Linked DNA regions of Homo sapiens: region 1 is linked to region 2. Evidence: read pairs that join two places in POLR2A ChIA-PET (ENCODE). Cell type or tissue: K562. All regions are shown on one strand. Links, peaks and the distances in the headings refer to the core of each region. The heading gives the core; the rest is flanking DNA.

Region 1 (12,821 bases), core at 2,276-10,275, 82 kb after region 2:
GAGAGACAAAAAGCAGAATAGAGGTTACCAAGGGCTGGCGGGGAGGAGGAGTTATTGTTTAATGGATACAAAGTTTTTGTTGGGGTGATGATAAGTTTTGGGTTAGACAGTGGTGATGACTACACAACACTGTGAATGTATTTAATACCAGTAATTTGGCATCAACATACAAATGGTTAAAACGATAAATATTATGTTATGTATATATTTAAACTTCAGTAATAGATCCCAAATAGCCAAACCAATCTTGAAAAAGAAAAACAAGGAGTTGGAGGCCTCACATTTCTTGATTTCAAAACATATTACAAAGCTATAGTGATCAAAACAGTGTAGTACTGGCATAAAGACATACATTTAGACTAACGGAATAGAATAGAGAGCCCAGAAATAAATCCTCACATATATGGTCAAAAGATCTTCAACAAAGGGGCCAAGAACATTAGATGAGAAAAGGACAGTCTCTTCAACAAATGACGTTGGGAAAACTGGATATCTACATGCAAAAGAATGAAGCTGGACCGTTACCTTACACCATACACAAAAATTAACTCAAAAAGAAATAAGGAACCAAATGTAAGACCTAAAACTATGAAACTCCTAGAAGAAAACAAGGGGAAAGCTTCATGAGGCAGGATTTGGCAATTTCTTAGATATGACAGCAAAAGTGCACGCAAAAAAGCAGTAATAGACAAATGGGATTACATTAAACTTAAAACTTCTAAGCAATCAATGAAGTAAAAAGGCAACCAATGAAATGGCAGAAAATACTTGCAAGTCATATATCTATTATAAAGGGTTAATATCCAGAATTTATGAAGAACTCCTGCAAATCCACAACAACAACAACAACAACAAAAACCCAACTGTACAATAGGCAAAGGAGTTAAACAGGCATTTCTCCAGAGAAGATAAATAAATGGTCACCAAACACGTGAAAAGATGCTCAATCACTCATTATTAGAGAAATGCAAATCAAAACCACAATGATCAGGAGCTCATGTGCTCTTAAAAAAGCAAAACAAAACCAGGGTCAGGTTGAAATGGCTTACGCCTGTAATCCCAGCACTTTGGGAGGCCGAGGTCGGCAGATCACTTGAGGTCAGGAGTTCGAGACCAGCCTGGCCAACATGGTGAAACCCTGTCTCTACTAAAAATACAAAAATTAGCCAGGCATGGTGGTGCACACCTGTAGTCCCAGCTACTCGGGAGCCTGAAGCAGGAGAATCGCTTGAACCTGGGAGGCGGAGGTTGCAGTGAGCTGAGATCACGCAACTGCACTCCAGCCTGTGTGACAGAGAGACTCCGTCTCAAACAAAACAAAACAAAACAAGACACAATGAGTTAACACCTTGAACCCACTAGGATGGCTGCTACCCAAAATAAAACAAAGTAAAAACAAAAACAGAAAATAAAATAAGTATTAGTAAAGATGTGGAAAAATTGGAACCCTTGTGTACTGCTGGCAAGAATGTAAAATGGTAATGGCCACTATGGAAAACAGTATAAAGGTTCCCAAAAAATTAAAATTAGAACTACCACATGATCCAGGACTCCCAACTCTGGATACGTATTCAAAACATCTCAAAGCTGAATATCAAAGAGATATTTGTGTACTCATGTTCATGGTAGCATTATTCAGAAAAGAGGTGAAAGCAACCGGTGTCTATCAAAGGATGAATAGATAAAATGTGGTATATACATACAAGAGAATATTATTCAGCCTTTAAAAAAAAGGAAATCCTGTCACATGCTACAACATGGAGGAACCTTGAGGACAATGCACTAATTGAAACAAGCCAGTTGCAAAAAGACAAAAACTGTATGATTCCACTTATATGAGGTAAAGTAGTCAAACTCATAGAAACAGAAAGTAGAATGGTGGGCCAGGGGCTGGGTTGTTATTTAATGGGTATGGAATTTCAGTTTTGCAAAGATAAAAAAACTTTGGGCGATCTGTTATACAACAATGTGAATATACTTAACGCTCCTGAACTTTCATTTACATATGTATATATATTTTGAGACGGAGTCTCACTCTGTCGCCCAGGCTGGAGTGCAGTGGTGCTATCTTGGCTCACTGAAACCTCCGCCTCCTGGGTTCAAGTGACTCTTCTGCCTCAGCGTCCCCAGTAGCTGGGACTACAGGCGCCTGCCACCACACCCAGCTAATTTTTGTATTTTTAGTAGAGACAGGGTTTCACTATGTTGGCCAGGCTGGTCTCGAACTCCTGAACCCATGATCCACCTGCCTCACCCTCCCCAAGTGCTGGGATTACAGGCATAAGCCAGCACGCCCAGCCACCTGTGTGTTTTATCATCATTTTTGCAAAAATCCAAAATGATGACAAAACACACAGGTACTGAGGTGTGGACAAACAGGCCCCTCACATCTAAGTGAGAATGTAAATTTATACAGTATCTTTGGAAGACAACTAAGCAGTAGCTGTCAAAATTAAAAATGTATATATTATTTGACCCAGGAAGACAATTTGTTTTTTTTGACAAGGTCTTGTTTTGTTGCCCAGGCTCACTGTACCCTCAACCTCCCAGGTTCAAACGATCCTCCCGAGTAGCTGGGACTACAGGTGCACACTACCACACCTAGCTAATTCTTGTATTTTTTGTAAACACAGGGTTTCATATGTTGCTCATGCTGGTCTCAAACTGCTGAGCTCAAGTGATCCTCCTGCCTCGGCCTCCCAAAGTGCTGGGATTACAAACATGAGCTATCACACCCACCCTAGCAAGACAATTTCTAGGAATTTACCTTGCAAGGCTGTTTGCAAATGTATAAACCTATGTATTCAAGGTTATCCAATGCAACATTATTTATAAGAGCAAAATATTCAAACTAATTGTCAATTAATAGGACACTGGTTTAATTAATTGTAATCTGTCCACATAATGAGAATACTGTGCAAATGTTTTTGAGAAAAGTTCTTTGGGCCCGGTGCGGTGGCTCATGCCTGAATTCCCAGCACTTTGGGAAGCCGAGGCGGGCAGATCACAAGGTTGGGAGTTCAAGACCAGCCTGACCAACACGGTGAAACCCCGTCTCTACTAAAAAAGCAAAAGATTAGCTGGGCGTGGTGGCGCGTGCCTGTAGTCCCAGCTACTCAGGAGGCCAGGGCAGGAGAATCACTTGAACCCAGAAGACGGAGGTTGCAGTGAGCCAAGATCGCGCCACTGCACTCCAGCCTGGGCGACAGAGCGAGGCTCCACCTTAAAAAGAAAAAAAAAAAGTTCTTTATATATTTATTAAGTGAATATGATGGAGAAAGTAATGTATTTGCACTGGTTTGCACATATATAAAAACTGTATACCTGGAAGGATAGACAAAAAACTAGTAGCAGTGATGATCTCTTGAAGAATGGAAACTGAAAAGATAGGAAACTAGGGTAAGAAAGACTTTTCAGTCTACCTTTTTATATTTTGACATTGGAATAATATAAACATCTTATCTGTTCAAAAAAATTAATAGCGCACCCTTTTTAAAAAGACCCCAGCTGGGCACAGTGGCTCATGCCTGTAATCCCACTGAGGCGGGTGGATCATTTGAGGTCAGGAGTTCGAGATTAGCCCGGCCAACATGGTGAAACTCCATCACTACTAAAAATACAAAAATTAGCCAGGTGTGGTGGCACATGCCTGTAGTCCCAGCTACTCAGGAGCTGAGGCAGGAGAATTGCTTGAACCCAGGAGGTGGAGGCTAAAATGAGCCCATATGGTGCCACTGCACTCCAGCCTGGGTGACAGAGAGAGATTCTATTTCAAAAAAGTAAAAATAAATAAGACCCTTACCCAGTAAATTAAATCAAAGCTGAAAGCCTTCATTTGAATCTAAATAATATAATTCTAACTCAGAAACCCAATCAACAGGTTCATGAAATGTGTCAAGAAGATAAATGCTAACCTACTACACCTGCAGATAATGATGGAAAACAAGAAAATGAGAGGTTGCAAATAAAAACATTCTTCTCATCTTTAAAGGGTTTTAATTATAAGAAAGTCACCAGGAATTCTCATTCCATAATATAATCAGTTTACCAATAAATATCATTTTCATCAGCTTTATAAAGAAATATGAAATGCCAGGCATGGTGGGTCACGCCTGTAATCCCGGCACTTTGGGAGGCCGAGGTCGGCGGATCATTTCAGGTCAGGGGTTCGAGACCAGCCTGGCCAACATAGTGAAACACCATCTCTACTAAAAAATAATACAAAAATTAGCCAGGCACGGTGGCGTGCTGTAATCCCAGCTACTCGGGAGGCTGAGGCAGGAGAACTGCTTGAACCTGGGAGGCAGACCTTGCAGTGCGCCAAGATCACACCACTGCACTCCAGGCTGGGGGACAGAGTGAGACTTTGTCTCAAAAAAAAAAAAAAAAAAACAAGAAATATGAAAAAGATGGCCGGGCATGGTGGCTCATGCCTGTAATCCCAGCACTTTGGGAGGCTGAGGCAGGCAGATCACTTGAGGTCAGGAGTTCAAGACCAGCCTGGCCAACATGGTGAAACCCTGTCTCTACTAAAAATACAAAAATTAGCTGGGCGTGATGGCGCGTCCCTGTAATCCCAGCTACCTGGGAGGCTGAGGCAGGAGAATCACTTGAACCCAGGAGGCGGAGGTTGCAGTGAGCTGAGATCATGCCACTGAACTCCAGCCTGGGTGACAGAGTGAGACTCTCAAAAAAAAAAAAAAAAGAAGAAGAAGAAGAGAAAGACCTAAATTCTAGGCCAGGCACAGTGGCTCATGCTTGTAATCCCAGCACTTTGGGAGGCGAAGGCTGGTGGATCACTTGAGGTCAGGAGTTCAAGACCAGCCTGGCCAACATGGTGAAACCCCGTCTCTACTAAAAAAATAAAAATACAAAAATTAGCTGGGTACGTGGTGGCACATGCTTGTAACCCTAGCTGCTCAGGAGGCTGAGGCAGGAGAATCGCTTGAACCCCAGAGGCAGAGGTTGCAGTGAGCCGAGATCACACCACTGCATTCCAGCCTGAGTAACAGAGTGAGACTCAAAAAAGGAACTAAAAAGGGGATTTCCTCAGGTCAAAATGGTGAATATGAAACCTTTCTCTAAGTCCGCTTTCTCAACAATTGGCACCACTGGCACCAATTTTCTACTTTAATCTAAAAACTCTCCCATAATTGTAAGACTTGATCACCATAAATTTTATTTTGAAAAAATGTTTTCATTTTGAAAAACCAATTAATTTTTTTAATAAAAAAAAGAAACCTCAAATTGGAACAACATAGAATTTCTGGAAATTTAAAAGACATTCTAAGTGGGAAATCAGAAGCCACATGATACCACAACTCCTCTTTACTACTATTAAAAGACAAAAGGTCCTCCAAATTGCTTAACATTAGTCATCAGCAGCAGCTGTAGATGTGGGAGTAGAGGGAGCTCAAAAGGAGCAGAGCTGGAATACATGTTTGTCTCCTCCTATTTTACTGCTAGCTCAGTAGTTAGAGCTGTCTGCGCCCTCCTCCTCGCACAGGTGGCTCTAACCCAAACCCAACTGAGCTAAATTATCCTCAGCTGTATTACTCTTCATAACGGATTTAAACAATACTGATAATTTTATTACCACCCCCTTACACACACATATAAAACTCCGGTCCTCAGCAAGCAGCTCAAGGGATTGGAGGCAGCTATTAGGCAAAAACAAAACCAGGCAATTAGGAGCAACTATATTCACTGATTCTAACCCATAAAGGGAGATTCCAAGCATATAGAAAAAGCAATTTCTAAAAACCTTGTTAACTTAAAAAATAATTAACTGATCAACTGTTATTTAACATAAACCTACTATGTGCCAATACTGATGATAAAAAATTATGAAAGATGGAATATTATTCAGACTTTAATAGTAAGAAAATTCTGACAGGTGCTATAACATGGATGAACCTTGAGGATATTATGCTAAGTGAAATAAGCCAGTCACAAAGAAACAAATACTATATCATTCCATTTATATGAGGCACCTAGACTAGTCAAATTTTACCAAAAGTAGACTGGTAGCAGCCAGAGGCTAGGGGGAAGAGGGAATGAGAGTTACTGATTAATGGGTACAGTTTCAGTTTGGGAAAATGAGAAAAGTTGTGGAGATGGATGCACAAGAATGTGAGTGTATTAATACCACTTCAAAATGGTTAAAATGGTAAACGTCATGTTATGTGCATTCTACTGAATTTTTGTTTTTTTTTTTTGTTTGTTTGTTTGTTTTTTGAGACGGGGTCTCGCTCCTTAGCCCAGGCTGGAGTGCAGTGGCGCTATCTCGACTCACTGCAAGCTCCGCCTCCTGGGTTCACGCCATTCTCCTGCCTCAGCCTCCCAAGTAGCTGGGACTACAGGCGCCTGCCATGGCGCCCGGCTAATTTTCTGTATTTTTAGTAGAGACGGGGTTTCACCGTGTTAGCCAGGATGGTCTCGATCTCCTGACCTCGTGATCCGCCCACCTCGGCCTCCCAAAGTGCTGGGATTACAGGCATGAGCCACCGCGCCCGGCCTGAAATTTTTTTAATTAATGCAATAAGAAAAAAAAAATGAAAGAAAAAGTTGATTTCTTGACCCAGCAAGAAGACTCTAGAAATACTGATCAAGGGGTAAAAATGCAAAGAATACCAATATCATGAAGGTTTTTAAAGAGCTAGTATAGATCTTACAGACATTAAAATTATAAGTCAAAAATATAGATGACCTTATGCCAATACATTTGAAAATTTAGGTAATAAATTTCTTGAAAAACAAGTTACCAAACAGACTCACACACAAAAAAGGAAAATTGACATAGTCCTGTAACTCTAAAAGAAATTGAGGTCATAATTTAAAATTCTCTCATAACAGAAAGGGTTTCATTTCTTATTTATTTCTGGTAGGAATGTAAACTGGTACAACTTCTTTAGAATACAGCATTATTTTGTAAAGTAGTACACTTGTCAATCCTATGATCCAGAAATTCAAGTACAAGAGAAATTCTTGCTCATGGTACATTAGAAAACACGTAGTATTCATAACAGTTAAGAAAATGGAAACAACCCAAATGCCATTAACAAGAGAATAAACTGTGATGTATTCACTAAATGTCTGTACTGCTGCAAAAATGTGTCAACTATATGCAATGATATGGATTAATCTTAGCAATATAATGTTAAGTAGAAAATTCCAGATTACATACAACATAAGATTCTTTTTTAATAAAAAATACAACTAATGCTAAAACAATATATTATTTAGACACACATATATATTTGATAACTATTTTTTGAAAAGTTTACTTTGGGAGGCTGAGGCAGGCAGATTGCTTGAGCCCAGGAATGAGACCAGCCTCACCTTTTAAAAAACTTTATTGTTTGCCATAGGAGGATGTGAAGTAACTGATTCTTACATATTGCTAGTGGGAGTATAAAAATCTGTTTAGCAAAATCTACTAAAACTGAACATAAGCACACCCTATGACCCAGCAGTCCACTCCTAAGTAATACCCAACACAAATGCATTTATAATGTGTACTAAAAGACATGTACAAGAATGTTTACAGCAGCATTATCTGTAAGTCCAAAAACCAGAAACAAACCTAAACATCAATCAACTACAGAATGGATAAATTGTAACACATTCACAGAATAGAATATGATACAGGCTGGGCACGGTGGCTCACGCCTGTAATCCCAGCACTTTGGGAGGCCGAGGCGGGAGGATCACGAGGTCAGGAGATCGAGACCATCCTGGCTAACACAGTGAAACCCCGTCTGTACTAAAAATACAAAAAATTAGCTGGGCGAGGTGGCGGGCGCCTGTAGTCCCAGCTACTCGGGAGGCTGAGGCAGGAGAATGGCGTGTACCCGGGAGGCGGAGCTTGCAGTGAGCCAAGATGGCGCCACTGCACTCCAGCCTGGGTGACAGCGAGACTCTGTCTCAAAAAAAAGAATATGATACAGCAATGAAAAAGGAGCTACTGATGATACAACAAGGATGAATTTCAAAAGCAATGCTAAGCAAAGAATGTCAGGTGCAAAATAGTGCATGCTGCATGTTTCCATTTATATGAACCTCATAATCGAACAAATCTCATCTATTGTGACATAAGTCAGAATACTGGTCTTGTGATATAAATCAGAATACTGGTCAGGGAGAGAATCTGGGTCAGAGCACAGGAGGGCTTCTAGGATCCTGATCTGAATAGTGGTTATATGGCTGTGTTCAATGTAAAAATTCATTACGTTGTACCCTTAAGGATTTTGCATTTTGTGTGTATTACACATCAAAAAAAAAAAAGTTTACCAAAAACAAAGAAAAAAACTAAAGATGTCCTTTTACCTCTTACCTTCACAGTTTAACTGATGCTATCCATTACCCTTAGCATGAATTGACTAACACCCCTAAATGAACACTGGTAGGCTAAAAGGCAACACTGGCGTACACGCAGGCTTTTCTCTTCCCACTATGCAATACTTACTAAGAGTCTAATCTATTTGTTGTTCTCAAACCTACTTAATGCCAGTTGTGCTCATAATTACAATTACATAATTGTCATGAAATATTAATACTGGCTGGGCATGGTGGCTGACACCTGTAATCCCAGCACTTTGGGAGGCCAAGGCAGGCAGATCGCTTGAGGTCAGGAGTTCGAGACCAGCCTGGCCAACGTGGTGAAACCCCCGTCTCTACTAAAAATACAAAAAAATTAGCTGGGTATGGTGGCATGCGCCTGTAATCCCAGCTACTTGGGAGGCTGAGGCAGGAGAATTGCTTGAACCTGGGAGGCAGAGGATGCAGTGAGCTGAGATCGTGCCACTGCACTCCAGCCTGGGCAACAGAGAAGACTCCGTCTCAAAAAAGACAGAAATATTAACACTTACATGGCCGGACGTGGTGGCTCATGCCTGTAATCCCAGCACTTTGGGAGGCCAAGGTAGATGGATCGCTTGATCCCAGGAGTTCGAGACGAGCCTGGGCAACATAGCAATACCCCATCTCTATAAAAAATGTAAAAATTAGCCAGGCACGATGGCACACGCCTGTAGTCCCAGCTACTCGGGAGGCTAAGGTAGGAGGATCACCTGAGCTGTGATAGCACCACTGCACTTCAGCCTCTGCAACAGAGTGAGACCCTGTCTACAAAAAAGAAAAGAAAAACAAAAGTAAATACATCAATAAACTATAAGAAAAATTATTTCTTTAAAAACTAAACAGAAGGCTCTAGAAGACTGAACCAATACAAATTATTTTTAAAACTGTCCTCAATTTAAGTGTGGGTGAGACACATATACAAGTTGGGAGGGAAATTAAAAATCTAAAAAAAGGGTTTGTACTCATTGCTTCAAGTCTCTAAGAGTTCTCACTCTGCTTAAAAAAACCGTAAATAGAAGTTGCAAGAATGTATCACAGGGTGTAATTAATGCCAAAAATATGAAGAATTCTAATCAGCAAACTCATACTAAATACATCAAAGATTGGTGAATAAATGTACATTTGTTTTAAGCTAAAATAAAATACTATGGGCCAGGTGTGGTGGCTCACTCCTGTTATCCCAGCACTTTGGGAGGCCAAGCGGGAGTGGATCATCCGAGGTCAGGAGTTCCAGACCATCCTGGCCAACACGGCGAAACCCCATCTCTACTAAAAGTACAAAAATTAGCTGGGCGTGGTGGTGGGTGCCTGTAATCCCAGCTACTTGGGAGGCTGAGGCAGGAGAATCACTTGAATCTGGTGGGGGGCGGAGGTTGCAGTGAGCCAAGATCTCGCCACTTCACTCCAGGCTGGGCAAAAGAGCAAAACTCCATCTCAAACAAACAAAACAAATAAAAAATACTATGGTACGTATGTATCATTTTTTATTTCCTGCTTTAATCAACTTTCCCAATTAACAGTAAACACTATATAAGATATAATAGTAACAGATAAGAGAACTATAATCACAGAAACTTTGCCCTAATAACTTTTGGCAAACTAATACAATCTACTAGACAGATAAAACAAAAATACTAACTGTCAACAAGTCTACCTATTATAATGACAAAAGATAAATCAAACTGACCAAAGCTGAGACTGTTGTGCTTAAAAGCATATGCCTCTGGGGCCACATTAGCTATTCTCATTAATCAAAAGGGCACCATGGTTCCCTATGCAGGTATGTTCTGGTTAATATCACAGATGTCTCAGAAGAAGATGGCTGCTGAACGGACTACATGGGGCTGAGGAACAAAGGTCTGAGTATCACTGAAGTAGAAAAATAATGGTCTGAGTTTGTTTTTTTTGTTTGTTTGTTTGTTTGTTTTGAGACAGAGTCCCGTTCTGTTGCCCAGGCTGGAGTGCAGTGGCAGGATCTCAGCTCACTGCAACCTCCACCTCTCGGGTTCAAGTGATTCTCCTGCCTCAGCCTCCCGAGCAGCTGGGATTACAGGCGCATACCACCATGCCTGGCTAATTTTTGTATTTTTAGTAGAAATGGAGTTTCGCCATGTTGGCCAGGCTGGTCTCAAACTCCTAACCTCAAGTGATTTGCCCGCCTTGGCCTCCCAAAGTGCTGAGATTACAGGAGTGAGCCACTGCGCCTGGTCTGAGTTCTCTTAATAGAAAAAACAAGAGATTTTTACTAATAAATTTGCCCTCAGAGTTAAACTTTTCTCCGTAACATAATATTTAAAATGCCTTCCCTGACTCTGATATAAATCATAGGTTTCTCAGAAAAAAACAATAAAATTCATGTTACACAACAACATCCATTTAGGTGAATTTGGGTACGACAGTTACTTACAGGGTTTCTTTAAATCCATTGATTGAAAGCATCAGAGGACTCTCAGTGATAGAACTTTAAACTTTCTCATTTCATTCATTATTCAACTAATATTCATTGAATGCTTATAATTTTCTAAGCTTTGTGAGAGTTTGGGTGGGAGGATGATGCTCTTTCAGTTTCATGGAAGAATTATGGTATATCAGAATGCAAGGAGGCTTCAATATGAGAGCAGGTTGTGGAAAAGTGGGGACCAAGCCACTTAACTATTCAACTGTTTGACAATAAAGGGATTTTAAAAAATAGAGTATTAGGCCAGGCGCGGTGGCTCACGCCCGTAATCCTAGCACTGTGGGAGATCAAGGCAGGAGGATCACTTGAGGTCAGGAGTTCGAGACCAGCCTGGCCAACATGGGGAAACCCTGTCTCTACTAAAACTACAAAAATTATCTGGTGTGGTGGTGCGTGCCTGTAGTCCTGGCTACTCGGGAGGCTGAGGCAGGAGAATCGCTTGAACCCATGAGGCAGACACTGCAGTGAGCCGAGATCGCACCACTGCACTCCAGCCTGGGCAACAGAGACTTCATCTCAAAAAAAAAAAACAAAAACAGTATTAACCAGAGTGCTAGCAAGGCAAAGCAAAAGGGGTTTTCCCCCAAATAGGGAAGACTTTTTTCTTTGAAAAGGGATGAGGACATAAAACATAAAACAGAGAAAGGTAATACTTATTGGAGTAGAAAATAAGGGAGGAGCAACATACAAAGGTAATCAAAGACCAAATTAATCTTACATTCACATAGTCACAGTCAATTAAAAAAATTTTTTTTTTTTTTTAAATAGGGTCTGGTTCTGTTTCCCAGGCTGGAGTGCTGTGGCACGGTCTTGGCTCACTGTAACCTCCATCTCCTGGGCTCAAACGATTCTCCTACCTAAGCCTCCTGAGTAGCTGGGAATACAAGCACACGCCACCACATGCAGCTAGTTTTTGTATCTTTTGTAGAGATGGGGTTTCACAATGTTGCCTTGCGCAGGCTGATCTCGAACTCCGGAGCTCAAGTTCAAGCGGTCTGCCCATCTTGGCCTCCCAAAGTGCTGGGATTACAGGCGTGAGCCACCATGCCAACCCTAATCTTTATTGAATGCTTACTATAGGCCAGGAACTATACTAATAATGCAATTTTATATGCATTATCAAAAATCTTCACAAAAACTCTGTTAGGTAAAAGAAACATACTTCTGAAACAAACAAAAAGACAAAAATAACTAGAGGGAAGATTAAGGAGGTCATACCAAATGACTGCAACTTTTTAGTTATGGAAACAGAAGGAAAAAAAAGCAGGAAGGCTTGAGGGCTTGAGAGGAACAGATAAGAAACTAACATTTACTGCCTACTATGTGCCAGCCACTGTAACATCCATTACATACATGTCATGTAATTCTGTGAAGTACTTATCATTCATTTAACTGAAGAACTTGAGGTTTGCGAGTTTCCCAAGAACAAAGAGCTGGTAAGTGGTGAGGTGGTGATTCAAACCTAGCTCCATGAAACTACAAATTATATTTCTTTCTGCTATATCAACATCAGGAATGTGCTAGAGAATAAATATGAGATGAATAAAAAGATCATAAAGCAGCAAAGGCCCAGTTAAAATCACACAGCATGAAATTAGAGCAGATAATGCCAACTCTGTGCCCTCTGCTCCCTGAGTTCAGCCACCCAGGTAAAAAGCATTTAACATTAGGAAGTTGCCTGAATTGCAACGAATTTATATGTACATTTAAGGACTAATATAGGGCAGAAGAGTTTTACCTCCCTTCAAATTATCATTATTGTTCTTTACAAAAATGAATACCTACAAAATATTAGGCACTGGATAGCTTACAGGACTTGCTACCCAAATATTTGAAGCTACAGTTTAGGTAGCGTACATAGTCCAAATTCAACACTAATCTGAGGAAGTATCTAATGTCAATCAAAATATCAGAAAATATCCACCTAAGAGTAACTTTTCTTTGTTTTCAAAACTGACTTTATTTAAATGAATAGGCCCTAAAACTAACAGACACTGGATTA
Region 2 (12,821 bases), core at 2,774-10,773:
AGGAGCATGCCTACAAAAGTTTCTTAACGCCAAAGCCCAACAGTTACAAATGATCTATTGGTTTAGGTCCCAAGATAAAACCTATTTGCCATTTGTATCAACTTCAGTTTCTCTCAGCTCTAGCATTCAGTGATTCTATGACAAAATTATAGCTCTCAAAATGGCAAAAATGAGGTGAATAAAAAGCTTTCTACACGTAACAGATAACTCATAGGACCTAATTATACAACACTGGAAAAGATTGAAATACTACAAACCTATCAGTTACTTAATAAAATTATAATATGTAAAAAACAAAAAGCAACTCTTGATAGCACTGGTAAATGAGTAATTACTCTTGATAGCATTGGTAAATGAGTAATATCATTGAGAACCAGGATTTTCAGGGAGAAAAGAGCTAAAGATATAAAACTGATGAAGTTAAGTAAAACTTTGAGCTCTGAATTTGATAAAATAAGATTGGCCACAAATTGATAATTGGTTGAAGCTGAGTGATGGGAATTTGTTACATTAGCCTCGCTATCTGAAATTTTCTTTTCTTTTCTTTTTTTTTTTTTAGTTTTGAGATGGAGTCTTGCTCTGTCGCTAGGCTGGAGTGCAGTGGCGCAATCTCGGCTCACTGCAACCTCTGCCCCCTGGGTTCAAGTGATTCTCCTGCCTCAGCCTCCCGAGTAGCTGGGACTACAGGCGCATGCCACCATGCCCAGCTAATTTTTGTATTTTTAGTAGAGACAGGGTTTCACCATGTTGGCCAGGATGGTCTTGATCTCTTGACCTCGTGATCAGCCCGCCTCGGCCTCCCAGAGTGCTGGGATTACAGGCGTGACCCACTGCACCCGGCCAAAATTTTCTATTAATATAAAAGATGTATTAATATTCTTAAAAGCACCTTCTTTTTTTTTAATTTCAAGACAGGGTCTTGCTCTATCGCCCAGGCTGGAGTACAGTGGTGCAATCACAGCTCACTGCAGCCTCGACCTCCTGGGCTCAAGTGATCCTTCCACCTCAGCCTCTCAACTAACTAGGACTACATGTAGCACATGACCCCATGCCTGATTTATATATATATATATATATATATATATATATATATATATATATTTTTTTTTTTTTTTTTTTTTTTTTTTTTGAGATGGAGTCTTGCTCTGTTGCCAGGCTGGAGTGCAGTGGCGCAATCTCGGCTCACTGCAACCTCTGCCCCCTGGGTTCAAGTGATTCTCCTGCCTCAGCCTCCCGAGTAGCTGGGACTACAGGCGTGTGCCACCATGCCCAGCTAATTTTTGTATTTTTAGTAGAGACGGGGTTTTATCATGTTGGCCAGGATGGCCTCGATCTCCTGACCTCGTGATCTGCCCGCCTCAGCCTCCCAAAGTGCTGGAATTACAGGCATGAGCCACTGCGCCCAGCCTTATTTCTTATTTTTTGTAGAGACGAGGTTTCACTATGTTGCCTAGGCTGGTCTCAAACTCCTGGGCTCAGGTGATCCGCCCAAAGTGCTGGGATTATATGCGTGAGCCACCACGCCTGGCCTAAAAGGACCTTCTTCTCAAAACTAAGAAATATGTCTTCTTAGTGGTTTTAGTTTATCTGCATTTCCATTTTCAAAAAGAGAATATACAGATAAAATAATGGACTGAAATGTCAAATTTAGAAACTCAAAATATATTGCTCAATGTAATGAAATCTCACCTCTGAAAAACAGTGGAAGGCATCTCTGCTACATTCTCAAATTTTCAAGTTAAAATGGACCAAAGCTGAAGTCATTTCAGTGCTTCAAAGCTGCATCCTCTGGCCCGTGACCACACACACAAGTGATTTAACTGTGAGTCATGATCTCGACCTAGCCCAGCATTTCTATTCTTACCAGTTTGGGGGTGGGTTAAAATAAACAACTTTCCTAATAATTAATCTGGCGTTCAATGCAGGAAGATAAAACCTGCCACCGAAATGCCTCAAATCAATGCCATTGTACAAGTTGCAGTTGGTATTCCCTTGTCTTCGTGTAGCTGTGTATGTTTAACCTAACACTTAACAGAAATGATCAAAAAATAGGTATCTGTTTTTTCTGTACAAAACCCCACAAATCACCAAAGTTAGACTTCATTCCTCCAGAATCTATTTTAGTAAGCTTTCAAGAAACCTGGTATCTTGAACCCTCAATTCTCTAACTTTTCCCCTACCCATTGATAACAGACACTGAGTGAAGACTGTTCTATAAACTGAGAAAACAAAGAAAGTTCTGAGATAGGTAATGATAGGAGTATACACATACAATCGTAGGCAACCTAATGAAGTCTTCTCTGATTATGCTAAAGGTTTTTTTCCAAGTAGAAAAAATCCCAGTGGAATTGCTTAAACACTAGAGGAAGAAACAAAATAAAATAAAAACCTGGTGGCAGATACCGTGATGCAGTCTCTTATACACTGAACTCTGCATTCAAAATATTAAGATTTGGAAATATTTTTAAAACAGGCTCTTTAAAGTTATTTCACCTGAAAGGATTCATATGCCAGTACAGTGCAACTGCTTAAGATTATTTAAATATATAAACTCTTATTATGGTATTTATATGGAACTTTTGTTATAAGGGTTGGGAAGTAGGTACCTACTATTTATGAAGGTAATAGCTTTAATTAAAGATCAATCATCTTACTTGCTTCAGCTTTCACTTTGTCCATTTCAGCAAGCAACGCCACTTCTCGATCCATTAAACTAGGAAAAGATGACAAAGGAATAAAAAGTTTGATCAGAAACTCAAATACAAAATTAGCACATTATTAATAGTAAAGAAAGACCAGTGAGTTTGTTTGCTAAAAGCATACTAAAAAATAATATTGTATGGATCACATACAAATTCTGATGTCTTACTCTCAACAAAGAATATTTTAAGATTTTCCCATAAATAAAATAAATAGACCCAATTCCCTTTTATATTGCAATATTGGTACATTGCAGCAGTACACCAATTGTAGACGTCTAAGAGTTGAGAACCAGCAGATGGCAGTAGCAAGCTACAAAACACATTTTTTAGTAAGCTGTGCTAAAGCAAAAGTCCGTGTGGAAATTACTTACTTAACCATGTATGTACTCACATACTTTTTTTTTTTTTTTTGAGACGGAGTCTCGCTGTCTCCTAGGCTGGAGTGCAGTGGCGCGATCTTGGCTCACTGCAAGCTCCGCCTTCCGGGTTCACGCCATTCTCCTGCCTCAGCCTCCCGAGTAGCTTGGACTACAGGCGCCCGCCACCACGCTCGTCTATTTTTTTTGTATTTTTAGTAGAGATGGGGTTTCACCGTGTCAGCCAGAATGGTCTCGATCTCCTGACCTCGTGATCCGCCCGCCTCGGCCTCCCAAAGTGCTGGGATTACAGGTGTGAGCCACCGCGCCCGGCCTGTACTCATACTTTTTATATTTATATTTTGGTCTATAAAATTTGATGGCCTTGCATCTAATTAATTTTTACCAAGCAATATCCCCACTAGGGCATAGTAAATTTATCCATGATTAGGACTTGTATGTCTTCAACAGCTGACCATGGTTGCACCAAGTCCACTTACATTTTAGTACTTAGAATGCAAAGTAGTCAAAAGATAGACATATAGTGTGCTAGTTTCTGAGAAACACATAATAGTAACTAGGAAGGATGGAATTACAGATTTCTGGTAGGCTTTTTACAGAAAAAGAACATTAAATAGGCAATTAGAATTTTTTCCACTGCAAATATAAATGGTTTATAGGCACATAAAGCTTTTCCATGTTGTTATAAAAGAGCCCACAGCCTTCAATGTATAAGGAGACAGTAGTACCCTAGTATTCAACCTCTGGATGAAAATAATTTTCCTTACCATATCGGTTTTGCTTTGTGGTGGCAAAAAGAAAAAAAAATCTAGAATGTTAATACTTGCACAAACATGCAATGTTCCAACTTTCTTCAAATTTGGAGTTCATTCTGATTTCTCCTTTTGAAGGGGAATATAACTACAGGGTAAATAAAAGTTCCACTCTTGTTTCTGGTTGTAATCACACTCAAACACACACACACACACACACACACACTCTTTCTCTCTCGCTCTAATTCAATTTAGCTCAATACATAGTTATGTTAGCACAAAGTAGTTAATGTGGAGACTATAGTGTGAGACATACAAAAATGTCTAAGGCAGGGTCATTTCCTCAAGGAGCAAATCTTTTATAGGGAAGTGCCAGAGAACATAGGTTTGATAATCGTTACGCATGATGTTAATAAACAGACTTGTAACTAAACAAATTTGGTTGACATATTAATCCAAAAGCATCAAACTGGAGAGAAGATACAATTATTGTGGGGTAGCAATACTTTGCTAAGAAAGCATTTCCCAAACCTTGGCAATATTTTGCTCCAAGAACTCTAGCAGCATTGGAATACCTAAAAGACAAAACAAAAGCACAACTGAGACAGGAGCTGCCAGGCCTACAGTTTGACATTACCTCTCTTATGTTGCCAAATCACCTTAAGATGCAGACGCTGTGTCCATCAGATGACAAATCCTTTTTCTCTGACAAAGCTTGTAAAATATTTATTAAAAGACTACAGCAAACAAGTAAGCCTTTTGCAGCTTACAATCTATTATGAGAAGTAGAATGTCAGATGACACTTTTAGCAAGGTCTGCATCAACACAATCAGGCTTTTTTGTGGAAATTTGTGCTAGTACATTCTGATAGCATTTTTTTTTCCCTGTGAGAATCACTAGTGTTCATTTAAATAAACTTTGTTTTTGATTAACTCGGTGATCACAAGAAATTCATAGGACTGTGCATGGACAACCATATAACCCCTCCATTAAAAAAAAACTAGCTTATAATATATCCAGCTACCATGTACCCACAAAAATTAAAATTAAAATACATATATTAGCTTATGTTTTCATGCCAAAAAACAATGAAAAGCAGTAAGAACTTCTGTTTCTTTTTGTTTGTTGTTTGTCATGTTGCCATCTATTGATAACATCTAGTGAAAAGTCCTATGATGTCAGCCCAGGGTTAAACAAGAGAATCTACTAGTTAACTGATGCTGATATATTTCTCAGAGAAAAGGTTGATCAGCACTTATAATTCTCCATTAAAATTTTTACATCTTTAAAATACAAAAATGAATGTCAAAATTTAATAGTAAATTTCTTATTAAAAGCACATCAAAAAAGTAAATTATATAATGGCATTATAGTTGTATAGAAGAATGACCTATTTTTAGGTTATTTATGCTAAAGCATTTAGGGGTGACATGTCATCTACATCTGCAAATTCCAAATGGTTCCACCAAAATATTATACACACACACAGCAAATACACTGTCATTATACCATCCTTTCAACTTTTCTATATATCTGAAAGTTTTAATAATAAAAAGTTAGTGAAATGTTGGCATCACAAAATAAATGGAGAAGGTGGGACAAGTTCAAAGTGGAAAGTAGGTTAGGTGTAAGGATAACAACATAGGCATTTTTTACAATTAAAAACAATAATCTATTGTAACACAACTTTTAACACAGAAACTTAAGCTAAAGTTTTCCATCTGTTTCTGAGCTAAACAATGGTTCCAGTATGTATGTGTGGCCAAGAGGTTCAAAAGTACCTGTGGTGTGAGGTAATGGTTTTTAGATGCCAGAAAGGCAAGCAATGAGTCCTCCCAGAGAGTGATGAAAGGCTCATTCAGACTCTCTATTACCTTGCTCACTCCAATACCTCAGGGTACTAAGCTTCTCTCAAGGCTTTCTTGAATGGAAATATGCCATAATAAGCACCAAGCATCTGGCAGACTAGATTCTAAAACTGCTAATGAAATTCAGCTAAATATTGCTGGGAACCTGTTTGGAACAACACTAGTTCTTATTAAGCCTGGGCCTTATTCAGTGTTGAGAATTTCCATATCCTTTCTTCAATCATGAAAGATAGATTTGGATGACTGCTTCCTGCTACTAAAGAAAAAGACTGGTAACTAAATGTTCTATATTTCCTTCCTTCCTTTTCAGGACTTCCTTACCATGTTCACATTTGCTCGACTTATTCTATAAGATGTGTTTTTTTTTTTTCTTTTTTTTGAGATGGAGTCTCGCTCTGGAGTACAATAGCATGATGTTGGCTCATGGCAATCTCTGCCTCCTGGGTTCAAGTGATTCTCCTGCCTCAGCCTCCCAAGTAGCTGGGACTATGGGCACGTGGCACCACGCCCAGCTAATTTTTCTATTTTTAGCAGAGATGGGGTTTTGGTATGTTGCCAGGCTGGTCTCAAACTCCTGGCTTCAAGTGATCTGCCTGCCTGGGATTACAGGCATGAGCCACTGCACCCACCCAATTTATCCTAAAGCTTTTGCATAATTTAGTTGCTCAGAATAGCTGTTACTGAAGCATCCCCATTGATATCTCTAACACAAATTGTGTCTATCATTTGAAGCAAGTCCTCTAATTAATATACAGATATCTAACATGCAGTTAGAGATTCTAGCTCTTGCCTTCAATAATTCATTGGTACCAAAAAATTGTTAATTATTTGTTTATAACTGTTGCATTGGAAAAATAATATTAAAATGGAAACACAACTCTTGACAATTCCACAGGTCAATTATTTCAAGGGATAATAGTCAAAACCATTCAATAATACTGTCAGAAAACATTTGTACACAATTTTATTTGCTCAAAACTTAGAATCTTTTTTTTTTTTTTTTTTGAGACAGGGTCTCACTGTCGCCCAGGCTGGAGTACAGTGGCACCATCAAGACTCACTGCCAACCTCCGCCTCCTGGGCTCAAGCAATCCTCCCGCCTCAGCCCTCTAAGTAGCTGGGACTACAGGCACGAGCTACCATGCCCAGCTAATTTTTTACATTTTTTGTAGAGATGGGGGTTTCACCATGTTGCCCAGGCTGGTCTCAAACTCCTGAGCTCAAGCGATCCATCCACATCAGCCTCCCAAAGTACTAGGATTACAGGCATGAACCGCTGTACCTGGACGATTTTTTTTTTTTTTTAAGACAGGGTCTTGCTCTGTCACCCAGGCTGGAATGCAGTGGTGTAATCATAGCTCACTGCATCCTTGACCTCCTGGGCTCAAGCAATCCTCCTGCTCAGCTTCCTGAGTAGCTAGGATTAAAGGTGTGTGCTACCACACTTGGCTAATTTAAAAAAAAAAAAAAATTATAGAGGCGGGGGTCTCACTATGTTGTCCAGGCTGGTCTTGAGCTCCTGGTTTCAACTGATTCTCTCGCCTTGGCCTCCCAAAGTGCTGGGATTATAGGTATGAGCCACCATAAATGGCCTTAAAACCTATTCATTCTAATTCCACTAACCAACCAAGCAAAAATTCAAGCAAAGCCAATGCAGACGCCTTTTTTTCTTTGAAGACGGTTTCCTCTTTCCATATAAAATAACCAAAAAAGAGAATTGCCAATAGTTTTTTTCCTTCCCTTTTTTTTTTTTTTTTGAGACTTGCTCTGTTGCCCAGGCTGGAGTGCAGTGACGTGATCTTGGCTCACTGCAACGTCTACCTCCAGGGTTCAAGCGATTCTCGTGCCTCAGCCTCCCGAGTAGCTGGGATTACAGGTGTGCACCACTCATGCCTGGCTAATTTTTGTATTTTCAGTAGAGACAGGTTTCACCATGTTGCCAAGGCTGGTCTTGAACTCCTGACCTCAAGCAATCCACCCACCTCAGCCTCCCCAAAAGGTCAGGTGCAGTGGCTCACGCCTATAATCACAGCACTCTGGGAGGCCGAGGCCGGAGGATCACTTGAGGCCAGGAGTTCAAGATGATGCCTGGCCAATATGATGAAACCCTGTCTCTACTAGAAGTACAAAAATGTGGCGTGCGCCTGTAATCCCAATTGCATGGGAGACTCAGGCAGGAGAATCGCTTGAACCCAGGAGGCAGGGGTTGCAGTGAGCCGAGATCATGCCACTGCACTCCAGCCTTGGTGACAGAGCGAGACTCTGTCTCAAAAAAAAAAAAAAAAAAAAAAAAAGAAGTTAGAACGTGAACATAAGCCACGGTTCTCATGTGACAGGCTTTCAATGGAGTAACCTTTCTTTCCTTTTCCAATAGTCAAAAGCACCTCAGTTATAAGCTAATCCAGGAGATCATGTGACTCAATGATGATATTTTATAATCTGTTTAAGGAAAAAGAACCAGTAACAATCTGTATTGCTAAGGAGTATGTTGTTCAAGTTTTTTTGAGACAGAGTCTCACTCTGTTGCCCAGGCCAGAGTGCAGTGGCATGATCTCGGCTCACTGCAACCTTTGCGTCCCCGGTTCAAGCAATTTTCCTGTCTCAGCCTCCCAAGTAGTGGGGACTACAGGTGCACGCCACCACGCCTGGCTAATTTTTGTATTTTTAGGAGAAATGGGGTTTCACCTTGTTGGTCAGGCTGGTTTCAAACTCCTGACCTCAGATGATCCACCCGCCTTGGCCTCCCAAAGTGCTGAGATTACAGGCGTGAGCTACTGCACCTGGCCTCAAGTTTTTAGTTGGCTACAGAAAAAAAAAAAAAAGGCTGAGCCAGGGCCAGGCACTGTGGCTCATGCCTGCTATCCCAGCACTTGGGGAAGTCGAGGCAGGAGGATCACTTGAGCCCAGGAGGTCAAGACCAGACTGGGTAACAAAGTGGGATCTTGTCTCTCCAAAAACATAAAAATTAAAATAAAACAAAATAAAAATGGCTGGGGTGTTAAGCCCCCTTAGTGAGTGGCTGACCAGATCCTCATTTGAAACTGTGATTTTGGCTGGGCATGGTGGCTCATGCCTGTAATCCCAGTACTTTGGGAGGCCAAGGCAGGCGGATCAGGCGGATCACCTGAGGTCAGGAGTTTGCGACCAGCCTGGCCAACATGGTGAAACTCTGTCTCTACTAAAAATACAAAAATTAGCCGGGTGTAGTGGCACACGCCTGTAATCCCAGCTACTCGGGAGGGTGAGGCAGGAGAATCGCTTGAACCCGGGAGGCAGAGGTAGCAGTGAACCGATATTGCGCCACTACATTCTGGCCTGGGAGACAGAACGAGACTCAGTCTAAAAAAAAAAAGAAACTGGAATTATGACACCAATGTCTAAAAGCTCCAGAAACCAAAAAAGATGAAAACGTGTGGTGTAGGAAGGTAAACACTGCAGAATAAAACAAACAGGAATACCTGGTAAGACAGAAAACAAAAGAATGGTGTAGTGGAAAAGTATCTTTGGGTAAAATATTTTTGTGCCCATCTTTCTCACCTATAACATGAACGTAATACCACAAGTGATAATGTTATATAGATTAGAAGCACTGTACATAAAAGTTTCTGACATACAATAAAAGCTTAGTAATTGAGCTCAGTAAATAGCGGCAGCAATTATTATTTTAATTCTTGTATTCATCTTGATTTCTCAGTTTCAGCAGAATATCTCTTTAGTAAAATGCAATCGTATTAACCGGTAAATCATTATACATTCCAGATTCATTGTACAGAAATTATTAAATAAACATGTACGCACACTAACACAGTGTAGGCAGTTATGAAGTGATGAATCAAACTAATTTTAAGTGAAAAGATCACATTGAAATTACACTCTCACTGCGATTACAACTATTCAAGAATATGTATGAATATACATAAGGAACACAAGGGAACGCAGGAAATAAAAATTACTTATGTGTTAAGGTGGTAGAATTTTGAGTTTTACTTATATCTAATAAAACGATTATAATTATGGGCAATATAGTAAAAGTAAGAGGGAATAATGAAATCTTTAAAAAAAGGAAAAACAAAATTCAGATCCCTCCATCAAATGCTCTCATTATACCTCAGCCTCTGACTTCATCCCTCGCTACTTTCACTATTGCCCCATAGCAACAGCTAGACTGTGTGTGGTCCCTACGTGTCCCTTCTATGCCTCTGCTCATATCTCTGAAATGCAGTGGTCCACCCCAACCTTTCCGCCAGTGTAAATACCATGCTTTTTACATAGCTTGATAATGATTCATTTCCCCAAAGAAATATTTTCTAATTAACCCCACCCCACAGTGGCCCTGCCTTTAATCTTAAAACCTTTCCCGCTACTCTGATCTGACCTGAAGAATCCCAGAATCACAAGGCACTACAAGTTGTGACTTAAGAATAATAGTGATTTAGGACCTTCTGAATCACAAAATCAAAAGAACATTGAATATTCAGATGGAGTATTCTTATAGTTTTACTTTATTGAACTTAGAAAATACTTTCATAGGCTCAGCCTAAATCCTGGTGCTTCTCATCCTAACCTGTTTCATAATGACTAAGTTCCTTAGTCCCTAAATTCTCCTACATTGGGGTTTCTCTGTTACATAGCCTTTAAGCTGAAGAGGAAACAATACAGATGCTCCTCGGCTTACAATGGGGTTATGTCCCAATAAACCCACTGTAAATCGAAATTTTTTTTTTTTTTTTTAAAGAGACAGGGTCTTGCTCTGTCACCCAGCGTGGGAGTACAGTGGCAAGATCATGGCCCACTGCAGCCTCCACTTCCTGGGTTCAAGCGATCCTCTTGAGTAGCTGGACTATGGGCACGTGTCATTGCGCCCAGTTAATTTTGTTACTTTCTGTAAAGACGGGATCTCATTATGTTGCCTAGGCTGGTCTTGAACTCCTGGACTCAAGTAATCCTCCTGCCTTGGCCTCTGATATGGTTTGGCTGTGTCCCCACCCAAATCTCACCTTCAACTGTAATAATCGCCAAGTGTCAAGGGTGGGGCCAGGTGAAGATAACTGAATCATAGGGGTGGTTCCCCCATACTGTTTTTGTGGTAGTAGGTCTCAAAAGAGCTGATGGTTTTATAAATGAGAGTTCCCTTGCACAAGCTCTCTTGGCTGCCACCATGTAAGATGTGACTTTGCTCCTCCTTTGCCTTCAGCTATGATTGTGAGGCCTTCCCAGCCACGTAGAAGTGTGAGTCAATTAAACTCTTTCCTTGATAAATTACCCAGTCTTGAGTATGTCTTTATTAGCAGTGTGAGAACAGACGAATACAGCCTCCCGAAGTGCTGGGATTACAGGCATGTGCAAATTGAAAATATCTTAAGTTGATAATGCATTTAATATACCTAACCTATTGAACATCAAAGCTTAGCCTAGCCTACCTTAAACATGCTCAGAACATTTATATTAGCCTGCAGTTGGGCAAAGTCATCTAACACAACACCTATTTTATAATGAAGTGTTGAATATCTGATGTAATTTATTAAACACTACACTAAAAGTGAAAAACAAAATGGTTGTATGGGTATACAAAGTATGCTTTCTACTGAATGTGTATCACTTTCATACCATCATAAAGTTGGAAAATTATTAAGTTGAACCATCATAAGTAGGGAACTGTCTGTAATATGACATGTACCAACAGTCTCTAGCCTTGCCAAGCTTTAGTGGGGAAGTGAGCCATCAATGAGGTATGAGATGAAAATCATAGGTTAATAAGTCTGAATATATACATTCAAATATTGGATCTGCAACTTAGGCAAATTGCTTAACCTAAGACATACATTTATTTTCAGTAAAACAGAATTAACAATACCTACTTTGTGGAAAAGAAATCAGGATTAAAAAAATCCAATAATATAACTGAACATGTTCAGTAAAATATTCTTCATATGTTATTACTGGTTGAGCATTCCTAATCCAAAATGCTTCAAAAGCTGTACTTTTTTGAGCACTGACATGACACTGAAAGAAAATACTCATTGGAGCAGTTTGGATTTTGAATTTTTAGATTAGGGATGCTCAACTAGTTTCTGCAGACATTCCAAAATCTGAAAAAAATAAAAATAAAAAACCTAAAACATTTCTAGTCCTAAGCATTTCAGATAAGGGATACTCAACCTGTAATTATTTTCACAGATGGTTAGAGTTAAATTTTAAATAAAAAAATATCAAGAACCATGGTGTCAAGTACTAGTAGAAACAAGATATCAACAAACTAAGCTTCAAAAACCAAAGAATGATTTAGAACTACAGTGCTATGTACATTTTTGATAATACATATTACATTAGCACATTCCTTTATTTCTACACATTTTAGATATTTTTGGAGATAATATTTTGCAGGTAGTTTGGTTCATAAAATGATTCCTAAGTTTTCAGCATCTATATGTGGCCTTTAAATGTAAGGACTTAAAAGCCTTCGGTAAGACTAAGCTTGATTTAACGTTAAAAAAAAAAGCTCTGAGCTGGGCGAGGTGGCTCACACCTGTAATCCCAGCACTCTGGGAGGCTGAAGCAGGAGGACCGCTTGAGCCCAGGAGTTCAAAACCAGCCTGGGCAATGTGGCAAAACCCCATCTCTACAAAAGATAGAAAAATTAGCTGGGCATGGTTGCACCCGCCTTGTAGTCCCAGCTACTCAAGAGGCTGAGGTGGGAGGATCCCTTGAGCCTGGGAGGCTGTAGTGAGACACGATGGCGCTACTACACTCCAGTATGGTCAACAGAGACCCTGTCTTAAAAAAAAAAAAAAAAAAAAGAAAGAAAGAAAGAAAAGAAACAGGAAAAAAAAAAACGCGCCAATAAAAGGACATAGAGGAATCAGGAAAAATTTCAAAACCTTAACCATAAACTTACATGACTTTCTGTGATATATAATCTCAAATTTCTTGATAATCTTTTTCTCTTACCCATTTCTCCTTTTAAAAAATACCTTTTGACTTTCATAAAATGGAAACTTTTTATTTAAAAGAGAAGCTGAGTGTGTATCCTGTTGGCATTTTTCATCAACACATTATAGGACAATCTTCCAAAGGAGTTTATATATTCTAGCTTCATGTTCCACTCCATATCCTGCCTCCTT

The links. ChIA-PET counts read pairs that join two places held together with the same protein. Peaks named below come from ENCODE experiments on the same cell type or tissue, not always from the same donor. Only the 100,000 strongest peaks of a DNase experiment are listed, where the experiment ranks them.
Region 1: POLR2A ChIA-PET joins it to region 2 with 5 read pairs; 5 of 35 experiments call an interaction of 5 or more read pairs at or near these places.

What each region holds. Positions count from the first base shown.
Region 1 is chr12:49,421,671-49,434,491 of GRCh38, reverse strand. The region is part of intron 2 of SPATS2 (spermatogenesis associated serine rich 2); the gene reads right to left. Among named protein-coding and RNA genes, the nearest start is that of SPATS2, 61 kb to the right of the region's middle. RefSeq lists a silencer at 5,352-5,646. In K562, for the core only: no CTCF peak of the experiment used is centred there; a DNase peak (open chromatin) is centred at 5,411.
Region 2 is chr12:49,504,447-49,517,267 of GRCh38, reverse strand. SPATS2 (spermatogenesis associated serine rich 2) reads right to left here. Exons shown (of 14, transcript NM_023071.4): 10 at 2,655-2,713. Among named protein-coding and RNA genes, the nearest start is that of KCNH3, 28 kb to the left of the region's middle. RefSeq lists a silencer at 3,263-3,441. In K562, for the core only: a CTCF peak has its summit at 2,999 (motif pointing right); a DNase peak (open chromatin) is centred at 2,997.